Linked DNA regions of Homo sapiens: region 1 is linked to region 2. The links are chromatin loops, found by intact Hi-C in ENCODE. Cell type or tissue: endothelial cell of umbilical vein. All regions are shown on one strand.

The links. Peaks named below come from ENCODE experiments on the same cell type or tissue, not always from the same donor. Only the 100,000 strongest peaks of a DNase experiment are listed, where the experiment ranks them.
Region 1: a loop joins it to region 2, with 6 times the contacts of the local background. A loop is called at or near these places in 1 of 110 quality-filtered maps.

Annotation. Positions count from the first base shown.
Region 1 is chr22:27,151,450-27,159,449 of GRCh38, reverse strand. No RefSeq gene overlaps it. Among named protein-coding and RNA genes, the nearest start is that of LINC01638, 69 kb to the left of the region's middle. In endothelial cell of umbilical vein, no CTCF peak of the experiment used is centred here; DNase peaks (open chromatin) are centred at 4,569 and 7,289; H3K27ac peaks cover 2,457 bases.
Region 2 is chr22:27,295,813-27,303,812 of GRCh38, reverse strand. No RefSeq gene overlaps it. Among named protein-coding and RNA genes, the nearest start is that of LINC02554, 11 kb to the left of the region's middle. RefSeq lists an enhancer at 6,893-7,455. In endothelial cell of umbilical vein, no CTCF peak of the experiment used is centred here; DNase peaks (open chromatin) are centred at 4,492 and 5,802; H3K4me3 peaks cover 1,389 bases; H3K27ac peaks cover 1,953 bases.

The DNA.
Region 1 (8,000 bases), 140 kb after region 2:
AAACATCAATCAGATTAGACTAGGATCCACCTCAAAGACCTCATTTTAACTTAATTACCTTTTAAAAGATCCTCTCTCTAAATACAGTTACTCGAGGGAGTTAGTTAAAGTTTCAACATACGAATTGGGAGGGGGGCGCGATTTGGCCAGAACACTCAGCGCATAAGTGGTGATATGAGAGGGCCACCCTGAACCCATGTCCTTTCCTTTCAGCCACGCCCTCCCCAAGCCCTTTGCAAATCCTGCTTCAAAGCCCTCACCCCTCTGTTCACTCGCACCTTCAAGATTTGCAATCCCGAGCTAACCTTCAGCACCTTCCAGGGTCCAGAGTTGCAGGCAACAACCTGCTCTGGCCTCCATGTGGAAATGTGGGCTAAGAAGTAGATGTCCTTTCATCTCAGGCATGAAAGGTATCTGTGCTCAGGAAAAGCCTTCAGCAGGAAGCGACGCCTACCTACACGCAGGCTTTTACAGGCTACTTTTGTGTTTGGACTATTTATGTATTATTTGGTTCAGAGTTACCTCCCTTCAGACCATAGAGGCTCCAATTCTTTTTTTTTGTTTTTTGTTTTTTGTTTTTTTTGAGATGGAGTCTCGCTCTGTCGCCCAGGCTGGAGCGCAGTGGCGCGATCTCGGCTCACGCAACCTCCGCCTCCCAGGTTCAAGCGATTCTCCTGCCTCAGCCTCCCGAATAGCTGGGACTACAGGCACGTGCATAGGGGCTCCAATTCTGTTTCTTACTAGGATACTCTCTTTCTGCAAGCTTAGGAACCCTTAGGAACCCTTGTCATTCTCTTTTCCTGGGACTCCCCTCCTCTCCTTACTCTTTCCTTCTTTTCTTTTCCACGGGGAGCCTCAAATCACAAATATGTCTGGGTAGGACAATGTCTTCCACTAAGGGGGGAATATTGGGGTCATCTTTTATTAAGAAGAAAGCGATTGAAATGACACACTTGAACATATTGCTATTAGAAGCTTGAAAAGTATTTCCCTCATTAACGTAAAAGGGAAAAGGGGAGCTAGCAATCTTGTTGATCAGCAGCTGCAATTTATTTTAAACTGTCCATTTTCTGGATGTCAGAGGACGACTTTTATGTATAATCTTATTTCCAATTTCAACAAAGAACACTTCACTCATGTTCTGTGCAGATTTTTTTTCATAGACAATAACCGATTATAAAAGCGGTTCTCAGCCACCCACCGCCCCCCCGCCCCATCTCGTAGTGGTGTTGACATATGGAAATGAATCAAAATGTAATACGCATAATTACAAGCATTGTAAGCAGGGTACAATTAGTGTCTCTTCAAAGCAATGTTGTAATCAAAAGGCACCACTAAAACAGTCCAAGGAGTGAGAAGACTATCCAAGGAATTAGACACGGATTGGAAGGAAGTTTCTTTCTTTTTTTTTTTTTCTCCTCTCTTCTCCTGTGTATAGATACTAAAGTTGCCTCCTATTCTATTCCTGAGTGGGTGCAGAGAAATCAATTCTAATTATTTTCTCCACCCATCGAGTTGAACACAGACAAGGAAGCCTCGCTTTAAAAATAAACCCAGCCACATGGAAGGGGGGGAGGTCTCTTTTTTGAAGCTTATATTTGGAGAGTGTCTTTTAATGTCACAAATCCCTGGGGAAGTGTCAGGAATGAGCTGGCCAACTGGGTCCCTGTTGGGAGAATTATCTCCCTGGATGCCTTCTGTGTAGCCAAACCGCATTTTAGGATAGAGGTGAGGGCTGGGGGTGGGGCCGGCGGTTGGGGGGTGGGGGGTTGTTTTTACAGTAGTTGTAAAATTTCAGTGCATTTTTTTATATCGAATCCTTTGCCAACATTTAAAAATAAGGAGGTGTTCGCATCAAAGTTGTGATTTTCACCACCTCCTGAGAAATGACGGGAGCTGACCACATGTAACCCACACCCTCATGGGACATCCTTCACTGGTGCCTGGCACCAGCGGGCCCTGGAAACAGGATGGGTGACTCCTGTTCACCATCTATTCCCAGCCCAGCTCCTGTGAGTATCTTATTTTTGCCTCCATTACTGAATGTAATGAACCATGGGGGCCCTGCTCACCTGCCACTTGCAAAGGAGCTACTGTGCCTGGCCACTTTCCCTTTCCCTTAGTCCCCTGCATTTACCACTTTCTTCCATCTCTCTGAGATGCACTTTCCTCCCGAAAATTCCTATCACCACCCACTCCCGCCCAGCCCAGCTTTGGCGTCTCCTCCACTAGAAGGTGTTCACTGGCCATTGCCACCTACCCCCCAAAACCTCCAAGCAGCATCCGTCACCCTTGACCTTGTGCGTGCCTCTTTGAATGAACTCTTCACACCACAGCTCAACCCCACCTCAAGGTTCATCTGGGCGTTTTTCCCTCGCCTGCAAGCCCCTTGGAAGTGAAGGCCCTGCCTTCTTTATGGCTACATCCCAAATGCAGAATAGAATCTGGCACATGGGAGGTGTGAAGTCCTTGTTTGAATTTTTGAATGAATTATTCAATGAGAGCTGCCTCTTTGTTGTCTCCAAAGGGAGGCTGGAATAAGAAAAAAGGAGAAAGTGATGATTACAGAGAACCCACTCTGTACCTGCCATTCGGCCTAGGTTGGGCCCCATAAGTTAAAGAGAGAATCTCAGGCTCCACCTTTCACCTTAAAATTGATCAGCTGTTAAGACATTGACCCCCCGCCAAAAGCCAGTCCTCAGTGTAAGGTAAAATCTGATACCAGTGGTTAAAATCTTCTTTAAATATCAATCTAGTTACCTATACACACATTTATATTGCGATCTGTACCTACAATATCTTTCATCTAAATCTCATTTCAGTTTTGGGTTGATCATAACAGCAAGCATTTGAAAACTATGGAAAGACCCATCACTAAGGCACTAGTTTGACATATTGCGCTGTATTTAAGTACTGGAATATTCTGACACCACGAACATCAGATGGCCACTTATGAGCACAAGAAGGAATTCATCCAAGGGCATAAGTCAAACCATGATGGGACATGAGGGGGCTGCCATGTCTGAAAACCATGGCTCTTCATCTATAAACACATATGTGAGAGAGATGGTTAGAACTGTTTGAGCTAAATGTTAAGTATGGTCTTCCTAAGCAAGGAGCTTTCTGATGATTTTTGTTATAAGTTTCCATTCTCCCAGAATATTTCATATTAATTGTGACTTTTTTTCCCCAAAGCCCTAAAATGGCTGTAAGCTCATTGCTCTGGTATCTCATTTTCCCTTCCTCTCCTGTCTGATTGCCTGACCTTCCCTGCAGGTGCCATGATCAGTGTGTGATGGAGTGGGTCTGGGCCAATTTCTCCCATTTTGGCAAAGTCTCAGCTGACTTTGTTCGCGTTTTCAGTTCCAGAAGTCAAGGCCCCATATTGAGCTGGATTTTGCAAATATTTGATCCTGAAGCAGAGTCATCAAAAGTTCAGATGAGAAGGAGCCATGGAGATGATCAAGAATAAGCCCTATTTAGTGCAGATGGGGACACTGAGGCCCAGGAGAAGGGTGTTGGAAATAGCCGGTAGTCAGAGCCAGGCGTAGCTGGCTCAGAATGCTGGTTCTGTCACTTCCTGGCTGGGTGATCTTGAGCCAGTCCTTTCCCCTCTGTGTTATTCCATCCTGTATCTCATTTATAAAACTGGAAAAATAATAGCAATTTCAGCTAAGGGTTATTCTAAGGATGAAATGGGAGAGTAACTGGGCCTGAGCTTTTGAAAACTGCAAAACACTCTCAGATTAGAATTCTCACCATGAACTTGAACGAATATCCCCAACCATGGGAAATATATATATATATATTTATTTATTTATTTATTTATTATATATAATAAAAATTATATATATATAATAAAAATCGGGCTGGGTGCAGTGGCTCATATCTATAATCCCAACACTTTGGGAGGCTGAGACAGAGGACCTCTTGAGTTCAGGAATTTGAGATCAGCCTGGGCAACATAGCAAGACCCCATCTCTACAAAAAACAAAAAATTAGACAGCCTTGGCGGTGCACATCTATAGTCCCAGCTATTCCAGAGGTTGAGGCAGGAGGATTGCTTGAGCACAGGAGTTCAAGGCTGCAGTAAGGTATGATTGTGCCATGCACTCCAGCTTGGGAGACAGAATGAGACCCCATGTCAAAAAAATAAAATAAAATAAAAATTCGGATCATCAGAACACTGGAGCTCCTGGGAAGACTATACCAATCTCACATTTGCCGAGATTTGGAGTCTACGCTGCTGGGACTGAGTGGACCCTGGGATGTTCTTATTTCCCCTAGAGGCTGCCCTCTCCCCTCAATGAACAGCTTAAACTTTCTTACAAATGCCTCCTGGCTAAGGGCCTTCTGGGGACACTCTCAGAGGGTGTCTCTCCTGGGTTGGGGATCCTCTAATCAAGAAAAAGTGGTGGAGGAGGAAGTTGTGAGGAGAAGCAATAATCAACTCCGGGTCAGCAAGGCGGCTGACCAGGGGCCTAGCAGGAGGAAACCTCTCTGGAAAGGGCTCCCACCCAGCCGGCTCTCCCACAATGCACCAGGTGCCTTCTGCTGATAAGAACGGGCCGCGCAACCTTGAGGCGTGCGACAGGAATAGACGAGAAACGTGTCTATTCTTGAGGTCTGTAAAAGGAAACTCCTGTTTGCTGAAGAGCAGGCCGATAGGAGAGGAAAAGGGTCAAGGCCTTGGGTGTTATTTCCCCTCCGATTTTTTTGTTTTGTTTTGTTTTGTTTTGTTTTCCACTTTTTTTTTTTTTTTTAACTAAAGGGAAAAGGGAATGTTGCATTTACCTGGGAGGGTGGATGGCAAGATGTGGAGATTTAAAGGAGTTGGAATGAGCTCTGAGATTTCAACCCTGAAACTGTGATTTTGTCCTGAGTGTGAAGTTGTGGAAGACTTTTATTTCTTCTTTATCCTTTGCTAAATTTTGCCAGATATTCTTATTGTGAGTAAGCACTGTGCTTCTAATGAGGAAAAAATTAAATAAAAGTTGGCTTTGGATGCAAGTTTTGAATTTCATGTCTGTCTTTCATTTTTATTTTTAGAAATAGGGTCTCGCTTGTTGCCCAGGCTGGAGTACAGTGATGCAATCATAGCTCCCTGCAGCCTTCAACTCCTGGGCTCAAGTGATCCTCCTTCCTCAGCCTCCCAAGTAGCTAGGACGACAGTATACTCCACAATGCCCCATTAATTGTTATTTTTTATTTTTTTGTAGAAACGGGGTCTCCCTATGTTGCCCAGGCTGGTTTCAAACTTCTAGCCTAAAGTGATCCTCCCTCCTTGGCCTCCCAATGTGCTGGCATTACAGACATGAGCCACCGTGCTTGTCTGGATTTCATTTCCTGTTTGCTCTGAGTACAGTTACTAAAGCAGAAGAGTATGTTTTCTGTGATCCAGGGACAATCTCCAAGTGCGGTACTGCTCATCTAGAGAAGATGGACAAGACGGTTACATGCCCCACACTCCATTGCTGGGGAAATGTTCTGGAAAACAGCTGGGCAGTTTCTTATGAAGTTAAACATACACTTATCATATGACCCAGCATTCTCACTCCTGGATATTTACTGTAGAGAAACAAAAATTTATCTTCACACAAAAATCTATACATGAAAGTTTGTAGCAGGTTTATTCATGATAGCCCCAAACAGGAAATAACCCAGATGTCCTTCAATAGTTGAGTGTTTAAACAAACTGTGATACATTCATGTGATGAAATACTACTCAGCAATGAAAAGGGAAAGATCATTAATACATGCAACACCCTGGATGGATCTCAAAGGCATTATGGCAAATGAAAGAAAGCCAGTCTCAGAAGGCGATGGGCTGGGTGATTCATTTCCATAACATTCTCGAAGTGACATCATTACGATGGTGGAGAACCCATCAGTGGTTACCAAGAGTGGTTGGGGTGGGGTGTGGCTATCAGGGGTAGCCTGAGTTTTTTTGTGATGATCAACAGTTGTGTATCTTGGTCATGGTAATCGTTACTCAAATTTATATATGATAGGATTTCATGGAATTTTATACACACACACACACACACACACACACACACACACACACATGCAAAGTTCACATAAAAGTATAGAAATCCAGGGCTGGGCATGGTGGCTCATCCCTGTAATCCCAGCACTTGATTGAGTCCTGCTTGAGTCCAGGAGTTCCAGACCAGCCTGGGTGACATGGTGAAAACCTGTCTCTACAAAAAAAAAAAAAAAAAAAAAAAAAATACAAAAATACAAAAAAAAACAACAACAAATCTCCAGTGAAATCCAAATTAGGTTATTTTCGAATTAATAGTATTATACTAATGTCAATTTACAGGTTTTGATAACTTTACTATGGTCATGTAAGATATTATCATTAGGGGAGGCTGGGTGAAGGGTACATAGGAACTCTCGTGACAATTTTTGCAACTTCTTGGGAATCATAAACTATTTACAAATAAAATCATATTAAAAATATGAAAAGAAAAAATATTTTTAAAAAATCTACCTCCAGCTGGCCCTTAGGGTTAGTGGTTGAGGATAGAAAGGCAAATGAGGGCTATTTGAAAGAAACTCAAGACATGGTTCAGCATGCCCCTGAATGTCAATGTGGCCACAATTAGCAAACATCACCTCCAGAACCAGTGAGGCCTGGAAGAATCATAAAGTACAAAAGTCATGGCAGCAACAGTAGCTAATTATTCTCTTCCAACTGACTTATTGCTATTACCATCCTAAATTTTCAACAACAATGACAGCAATGAAAAACAGTCTCTAATGTCAGTAGCAGAACTACCCAGTGGTTGGGATTATGGATTCAGGATTCAGGAAAATTTGGTTGATGATGGCTTCTCTATCAAATAGCTGTGTGGTTCCAGGCAAGTATATTTTCCTAGCTTCTCTGAGTGATATATTGTCCATATAAAAATTGGATGCATCAGGATCCTTTCAGATTTGAGTAACAGAAACCCAATTCAACTTGCGTGAGAGACGAGGAATGTATTAGTTCGCAGAACTGTAAAATCAAAAGCTCTACTAGCTTCAGATATGGTTGGATCTAGGTGCTCACAGAGTGTTCTCAGAACTGTATCTCATCTCCACTCTGCTTTCTTTGTGCTGGTTTCATTCTTAGGCAGGACCTTCCCTCATGATGACAAAGGGGATGCCAATAACTCTAAGCCTACATCCTGTTATTGTTCAGCCCTTGTCATTGAAAAAACAGCCCTTTCCTGATAGTCACAGCTAAAGTCCTGCAATCAAGTCTCATTTCTGGAATTTATCACATGCCCATCTCTCTGACCATCACTAATACCAGAGGAATGGAACGCACTTATTAATCAGGGCTAAACCATGGCTGGACTCCTGCTCTCCCATAGCAGTCAGAGAACAACCCTATTAGAAGCACATGAGAATGTTTTTCGGGAAGAAAATCAACATATCTTTAGCATAAAGAAGGAAGATTGGAAATTGGGCTGGCAGAATCAACAGATGTCAGGAAAAGAGGAAAATAGCATCATTATAAGGACAGAATATTACATGAGACGGTTAAAGCACCCATTAGGAGGTTAACAAAGAGCTTTTCTCAACGAAGCACAGTGGCTCATGCCTGTAATCCCAGCACTTTGGGAGGCCGAGGCAGGTGGATCACTTGAGCTCAGGAGTTCGAGATCAGCCTAGGCAACATGGTGAAACTCCATCTCTACAAAAAATTTTTAAAAAATAGCCAGTGATGGTGGCAGGTGCCTGTAGTCCCAGCTACTAAGCAGCCTGAGGGGGGAGAATCACTTGAGCCAGGGAGGCAGAGGTTGCAGTGAGCTGCGATCACAACACTGCCCTCTAGCCTGGGTGACACAATCAGACCCTGTCTTAAAAAAAAAAAAAAAAAACAAAAAAAACAAACTTTTCTCTTTTCTCCACTTTCACTGGTCAATACTGTTATGAAATGAATCTGGTGCTTTGAAGAATTCAGCCTGCCATTTGCACCCACTCAGCTGTCTCAGGCAAGTCCC
Region 2 (8,000 bases):
TCAGTGATGATGGCCTCAGGGAGGCATTCCTTGACCCCCAGCTATGTCAGGTTTCTGCTCATGACACCATGTTCCATGTTCCCATTATGTGACCTCTTGTCACAGGTGCAGTTTACATCTAGCCAGTGATAATCAAGAAAGTGTCCATCTCCCTACCAGACTGTGAGTCCCAAGGCGGACTGTGTCTGTTTGGCTCACCAGTGCTTAACATTTAGAAAGTGCTCAATAAATATTCGTTTAATTACTTAATTTATGGACCTGCTGCCAGCTGCCTGCTATTCCTAACACACTAAGCAAGGCACTGGGAGGTGGTTGATAAACCCCCGTGGACATAAGCTTTCTTCATTTAATCACCATAATAATAAATCCCTGTAAGTATTCATAATTTATATTTATCACTTATATATATATAAACAGAGAACCAGAGAAGGTAAGAGGCTTGCCTGCAGTCACACAGCAATAGTCAGGGGCAGAGACAGGACTAGCATCCAGTGCTTCCAGCCTCCACCTCCAGCCTGGGAGAAAGCTTGGAGCTCAGTCACAGGTGCCTCGAGCCTGGTCTGGGTTTGGGGTTGAGTTGGATATCACTGCATCAGGTGCTAGGAGATCCTTGGGGCAGCACTGGGACCAGATTAAAGGGGAGCAAGGGAGCACTAGGCTGGTTCAGACAAAGTGGGCAGTAAGCTTGGACAACCCTGGGCAGTCCCTTCACCTCTCTGAGCCTCAATTTCCTCATCTGGAGCATGAGAACAATGCAGTTCTCCTTAAGGGTTTGAGTCTTGGGGTCTGCCTCATGTTTGGTTTCAGGTGGAATGTTTAGGGGACAAAGGGACCTGGAACAAGTTGAGGATGGAGGGAGAAGAGGGTGATGAGGCAGAGAAGTCAGGATGCCTAGCCAAGCCGCCAGTCTTTGCAGACTCGGAGGAAGAGGTGGATCACTAAGAATGCTAATAATGACCACAGCTGCCACAACGGCAGCTTCTGTTTGCTACATACAGCCTAGTACCACACTGCACGCTTGACGTGCTAGATCTCAGTCATGCCCCACCAGGTTTTAGGAGGTACAGATCATTGGGCCCATTTTACAGATGAGGAAACTGAGGCTCGGGCACATTCACTTGCTGGCCTTAGTGTGCATCGTGTTCCGTTACCACCTTGGGGACTTGGCAGTTCCTCCCTACTGAACAATCAACACGTGAATGAAGCCCACAAGCCCAGTAAGACGTCTCTGAGACCCCCGGACTGGTTGGGGCCTCCTCTGGGCTTCAGAGGCCACAGACTCACCCAGTGGAAAGTAAAAGTACTTCCCACGAAGCTTCCTTTGATACCTGCTGAACTTGTCAGCCTGGAGCCCTGGTGGGCAGACTGGGGCTTTGACAAACTGGTCCAGGGCCAGCGAGGTGCCTGGTGTGTGGTTTGCTCAGCAAATATTCATTACATACATCATATGCTGGTCAAGCTGAGAGGACAGAGTCTTTGCCCTCGCAGAGCTCCACTGACCATTGGACACCTGGTTTACGGTACAGCTGAGCCCAACTCAGACCCCAGGCTCTTTCCTCTGCCCAACTTTTAGCCAAAGCCAAGTTTCAGAAGATGGCGCCTCTCTTCTCCCAGGTATTCAGGCCAAAACCTTGGAATCATCCTTCCTTGCCTTTTCCAGCTTCTGGTGGCCCCAGGAGTCCCTCACCTTGTGGTCGCATCTTTCCAGTCTCTGCCCCCATTTTCACATGTCTGTCTCCTCTTCTTCATGTTTTTGTGTGTTCTCTCCTCTTCTTACAAAAACACCCATTTGCTTGAGGCCAGGAGTTTGTGACCAGCCTGGACAACATCGTGAGACCTGTCTCTAAAAAAAACCCCGATATTGGCCAGGCGTGGTGGCACGTGCCTGTAGTCCTAGCTACTCGGGAGGCTGAGGTGGGAGGATTGCTTGAGCTGGGGAGGTCAAGGCTGCAGTGACTGTGATCATGCCATCACACTCCAGCCTGACGACCTGGGTGACCGAGGGAGACCCTATCTCAGAAAAAAAAAAGAAAAGAAAAAGAAAAAAGAACATGAGTCATTGGATTTAGGGCCCACCCTAATCCAGCGCAACCTGATCTTAATTTAATTACACCTTCCAAGACCCTGTTTTCAAATAAAATCACATGATGAATTTCCAAGTTGATGTGACTTCAGGGGGCGGGAGGGCACTATTTCACTCACTACAGTAGGGATAATTTTTTTTTTTTTTTTGAGATGGAGTCTTGCTCTGTCGCCCAGGCTGGAATGCAGTGGCGTGATCTCGGCCCACTGCAAGCTCCGCCTCCCGGGTTCACGCCATTCTCCTGCCTCAGCCTCCCGAGTAGCTGAGACTACAGGCACCTGCCACCACGCCCGGCTAATTTTTTTGTATTTTTTAGTAGAGACGGGGTTTCACCTTGTTAGCCAGGATGGTCTCGATCTCCTGACCTCGTGATCCACCCGCCTCAGACTCCCAAAGTGCTGGGATTACAGGCGTGAGCCTCCGCGCCCAGCCCAGTAGGGATAATTTTTTAGGGTAAGTCAGCCAGCCCTGGATTTTATCTGCTGGGGCTAACGTCCCAAAGATCATAATAGTGGCTATAATATATGTAGAAAGCACCTAACTCTGTGCTAGGCCCTGTCCCAAGCATTTCTATATGTTACCTTGCTTCATCTTCAAAATAACCTCATTAGTTGGCACATTAATCCCATTTTGCAGATGAGAAAACTGAGGGCCAGAGAGTGATATGCCCAAGGTCACTGAGCATGTAAAGGTTTCCCAGTAGCGATCAGCACTGACCATAGGCCCTGACATTCATATCTTACTGTCTGGAGCCAGGCTAGGGCAGGCAGGGCTGTCACTTGTCCCCACAGCCCACGGAGCCAGATGCCATCTTGATGAAGGGAACAAGAATGGATGCCATGGGTGCAGAGCCATGGGGAGGGGGCATTGCCACCCGGTGGGCGCCCAGCCGCCCTCCCAGGCATAGCTCCTGTCGCTGCTGCCTGGGCCTGGCGCAGGCAGCCCGCAAGTAAACAGTGTCTGAAACCTATTCTCATTAGGCTAATTTACGAATAAATTACCATATTCAATGGCCTTATTTTTACTGCTCGTTAACAGGCCCGTGATAGGATGATAATTACGGGATTTTAAGTGGCTAATGGCAGCTGGGGCGTCAAAAGCAGTTTTTACGAATCTGTTTATGGCAGCGAAGGTGACAGGAGGGGAGGGACATTGAAATGTTGAAATCACACTTTGAGAAAAAAAAGCTTTAATTGTTGAGTATTTATTAGAGAGGAGGGAAGGCTGTAATTTAAAAAATGAAACTCTGAAAAACAAAGGAAATTAATTCGTCTTCCCCCCTGTGCTGTGACCTTCAGGGAGGGGGCGAGGGGTGGGCAGGATCCCAGGAGAAGGGTGCCAAGTTCAGGCATGAGTCTGGGAGGGTCCTTCCTGGTTTCTGCTGCCCCTGCAGGGAAGGCATCCCGGGGCCTGCGATCTTGGCTCAGAGGCCCCTCTGGGATCCAGGGAGGGATCCCTGAGAGAGGTAAGAGCCCAGCAACCCGAACGCAATGACAGTGTGGGCATTTGATTCATTCTTTGATCCTGATAATCGGGATCAGATCTCATCCATTCCAGCTCCCCTGCTAATATTTTACATGCATTATTTCATCCAACTCTTGCAAAAATGTGGAGAGCTAGTAATTATTCCTAACATATACTGAGTGCTCATATATGCTTTCTGGGTATTAATTCACTTAAACAGATACCCTCGTGGGATTGGTCACTATTGTTATCCCCAGTTACCAAGGAGAAAACTTGAGGCACAGAGAGGTTAAGTAAGCTGCACACAGTCACACAGCGAGGGCCCGGACCAGCATCCGTCTGGCCCTGCTTCTTTTATCACCTCCCTCTCAGTGAATCCCTGGCTAGCTGGTGGGGTGGGCTTAGGGCCCCAGGCGACAGAGGAGAAAGCACAAAGCCCAAAGAGGTTAAACCGTGTACCTGGAATCACAGAGGCTGAGTTCAAAGGTCAGCCTCTCTGAGTCCAGACCCGCCGCTGACTTGCCTTGAAATGGGACTCATGAGAGTGGAGGTGAGGAGAGGGCATCTTGGAAAAGGACGCCGGACATTTTGGTGGGGTGATTTCGGGGCCATTGCCCCGCCCTGTGAGCTCTGTGGGTGCCTCTCCTGGGTCCGGCCTTCTCTTCCCCACCTGCCTGGCCTCCTCCCTGCCGTCCTCGGCTCCTCATCTCCCGGCCACTGGGCCGATCCATCTCGCTCCTCCGCTTTAGTATGCAGCCCTCGGAAAACAAACACGCAGCAGCCTGACAGTGGGAATAAATATCGTGGCGATGTTGATTAGCATTTGATCCCAGCTGGGTCTCTGGGAGCTGAAGTACTGGAATGTCTTGGCAGTTTTTTAATGCTGAATAATTTGATTAGATCAGTGACTGAGCCTGCTGCTCCTGGTGAGATAAACCCTCCCCACATTACAGGGGAGAGAGGGGGTGGACCGAGGGCGCGCATCTGAGCCCCCAGACTTCCTGCTCCTCCACCAGCCCTCCCGGCAGCGTCGTCTGCGCGGCCTCCCCCTCCCCAGCTCGGCCCCCTTCCTCTCTTCGTCTCTCTTCCCTGCACCCTCATCTCTCTCTTTCTTTCTCTTTCCTCTTCCTTCCTCCTCCGCTATTTTTCCTCTTTTCCTTCTCTCCTGGGGATATTTGTCTCTCTCATTTCTTTTTCTCCATCTTTTCGTCATTTCTGCCTGCATGTTTCATCTTTTTTATTTCCTCCCTTCTTCTTCTCTTTCTCCTTCTAAATTCTCAATTCTCTGTTTTCCGTTCACCCCTTCCTCCTTCCTTTTCTCCCTTCCTCTCCATCTTCCTCCTTGCCTCTCCCTCCTTTCGCCTCTCTCTCCCATTCTCCATTTCTCTCCCCTCTCCCAATCTCTCTCTGTCTCTTCTTCTCTCTCCCCACTCTCCTCCTTTCTCTCTTTTCCTATCCCTCTTCCTCCTGCCCCCTCCCTCTTCCCCTCTCCTTCATCTCTCCTCACTCTTCCCCTCCTCACTCCCATACCCACCTCCTCCTTTCATGAAGCCTTAAATACATCATTTAATCAGCTCCACAATTTTCAATTTCACACAGTTGTCAGCTCAAATGTCTGACGAGGTGGTGAAGACCCCACAGATTGTGGGCAGAGGTCACAGGGCCACCAGGCTTCCCTGCTTCCTCAGACCAGACCATCTCTCAGCCCCGGCCCCCTCCCGCACCACCCACCCTTCTGCAGCCAGCCGAGGAGGGATTTCGGAGGGTTCTGCTTTTCCCGTGGCAACTGTCAATCAGTCATGTAGATGTTTCTCTTGTCATCGGTGTGAAATTGCCAGAGTGGCCTCATTATCTGCTTACTCCAAATTTGGAGGCAATATTTCTGTTTGAAGGATAATAATCTCCATTTAAAACAAAAATAACATCTTCTCAGGTAGAGGAGAAGAAGAGGAAAGGAAAGAAGACAGTTTGGAACAACCCAAGAAAAACATGAATTATCTGGGCTTTTTGATCCATACACACACACACACACACACACACACACACACACACACACACGCAAAGTCTTTACTGCCCTAACCTAACACAGAGCCCACATTTCCTGAAAACTGTTTAAATTTTTTCCAGCTGGGGTGGGAGTGGGCTGAGAGGAAGAGGAAGGTCCATGTGACTTTAACAGATCTATCCTTTCTTAGATTCCTGTCCCCTTAATCATAACTGAACATTACTAAAGCCATTGCTACTATAACAAAAAAAGTAATCAGATCAAATGGACAGGAAGGAGTGGTGAAGGCTTAGGTTCTTATGCAGATTCAATTAGCAGCACTTCCCCAAGGCTGGGTGTGGGGGTGTGTGTAGGAACCCCATTAATGGTGGGGAATGCTGTCTGTTCTCGCCAGGGGCATTGCAAAGCCAGCTGACCTCCCGCTCTGTCCACCCCTGTCATCTTATCACCGCAGAGTCAGACTCCAGCTTTATTTATTTTTCTCAAATGGATGCAGAAATGGCTGGGGGAGGCACTTCCCAATAATTGAGCGCTGGCTTTGTCGGGAAAAGCCACACTCAGGGCTCCAAGTGTCCTCCAAGCTGCCATGTGTGGGTAGAATCTGGCTGAGCTGACTGTGTGTTGGGGGTGGGGGGTGGCAGGGGGAAGCATTGAAATCAATCCTGGTTTTGTCAATTGTGCGACCTTAAATAAACCTGAGCCTCTCAGAGCCTAGATCTCCTCATCTGCAAAACAGGGGCAGTAAGAAAACCTACCCCACCCTCATGGGGGCCGTAGTAAGGGTAAAATGTGACGAAGCTTCTGACCCCCTTTATGCCCCTCCCACCGTGTCCTGATTATATAATGATTGTGGCTCTGGTCATTTACTGACCACACAGAGACCTGTGCCCATCTTACTGCGGCATGAGCTTGCTTCCAGCTCTTCCTGTCTCTGAGCCTCAGTTTTCCCATCAGCAAAATGGGGCTGTTCTTACCTCCTGGCAGGGTGCTGGCGACTCCTGAATCAAATGTGCATAGCGCCTCTCACTCCTGACTCCTCACCTCCATCCCCTTCTCCGACTTTTGCCTACAAGCATTGAAGCCTTTCCTTGGGATAGCCTGTGCTGATTTAGCTTCCCCACTAGCTTTCCTGCTAAAAATAAAGCCGGCCTCACATCTGCAAGCTGCAGTGTGGTCTCTGAAAACAGTGTTATTGAAACTTGAATGTCTGGTCCTGGTGCCCGGCATAATGCTAGGCACATAGTGGGAGACCCAATGAATGAATGGATAGATGGGTGGATGGATGGATGGATGGATGGATGAGTGGATGAAAGTTACTGGGCAGGCTGAGTGTGTAATGCTTGCTGTGTGAATGAATGAATGAATGAATGAGAACTCTGCTATCTGCAAGCCAGTGTTTCCTCTCGTTTTCTGCAGGCCCCAGCCCTGCCTTCCCTACTACGGCATTCTGAAGTTCCAGAACACAGGAGCCAACAAGAAACTGGGAATAAAGGGGTTTGATCTGCACAGCACAAACACGTCTTGCAAAAAGAGGAATATAAAAAAAATGCCAATTCCTTCTATGGGGGAAAAGAAGGCGTCGAGACATGTTAAACGGTTAGGAAGAAGGTTGCTGCTTGTTTTCCGTCTTCCTTGTGCAGGCTGAAGGCGGGGTGAGGGGAGAGGTTCATTATTTTTCGGCGCTCTGAAGGCAGGTGAACAGGGAAAAGCAAACTGCAGCCTGCCATCGCGTTCAGCGCCTTTGAAACACATAGAGCTCTCAAGGCAAGGGAAGGGTTTGATGCAATTTAAAAAAGACAGACTCCCACACCTCTCAGATCCATATGTTTCCATTCAAGATCTCGTTTCCCTCCGAGGCTGGTGCTACTGCGGGCTTTGCAGTCGGGCCCGGCTGTTCTGCTGACGCTCTGAGGACCCGTGGCTCATGGAGGAGGCAGACGGGCTGAGCAACTGCACGGTGGGCTCGAGGTGCCGACGGCAGGCTCTGGGCTGAGCTGCAGCGGCAAAGTGGTGCCCGGCGCCATGTGGTGCCCTGAGCCTGTGTGAGATCAGGTGGTTGCTGTCTGGGGGAAGGTAAGAAGGTGAAAAATAAAAGCAAGCAAATCAATAAAATAGTGTATGTATATAGACCAGAGCTAAGGGCTATGACTGTGTGTCCTTCTCTCTGCGATGGGGTCAGAGTGCTGAGTAGTTTTGTTTTCTTTCCCAAAGTGTTATAAACAGGTGTATCTTTGACAAAGAAGGTTTTGTGGTCAACTGAGTTTGGGAAATACCAGGTTCATCTAATCTCTCTCCTTCCCTTTGTTCCTCCCTTCCTCCCTCCTTTCCTTTCACCCATCCACTGTCCATTTATCCATCCATTCATCCTTCCATCTTGTTTTTTTCATTTCCTTTATTGCCTTTTTCTTTCTCCCTCTTTTCCTTTCTTCCTTTCTCCTTCCTTTCCAC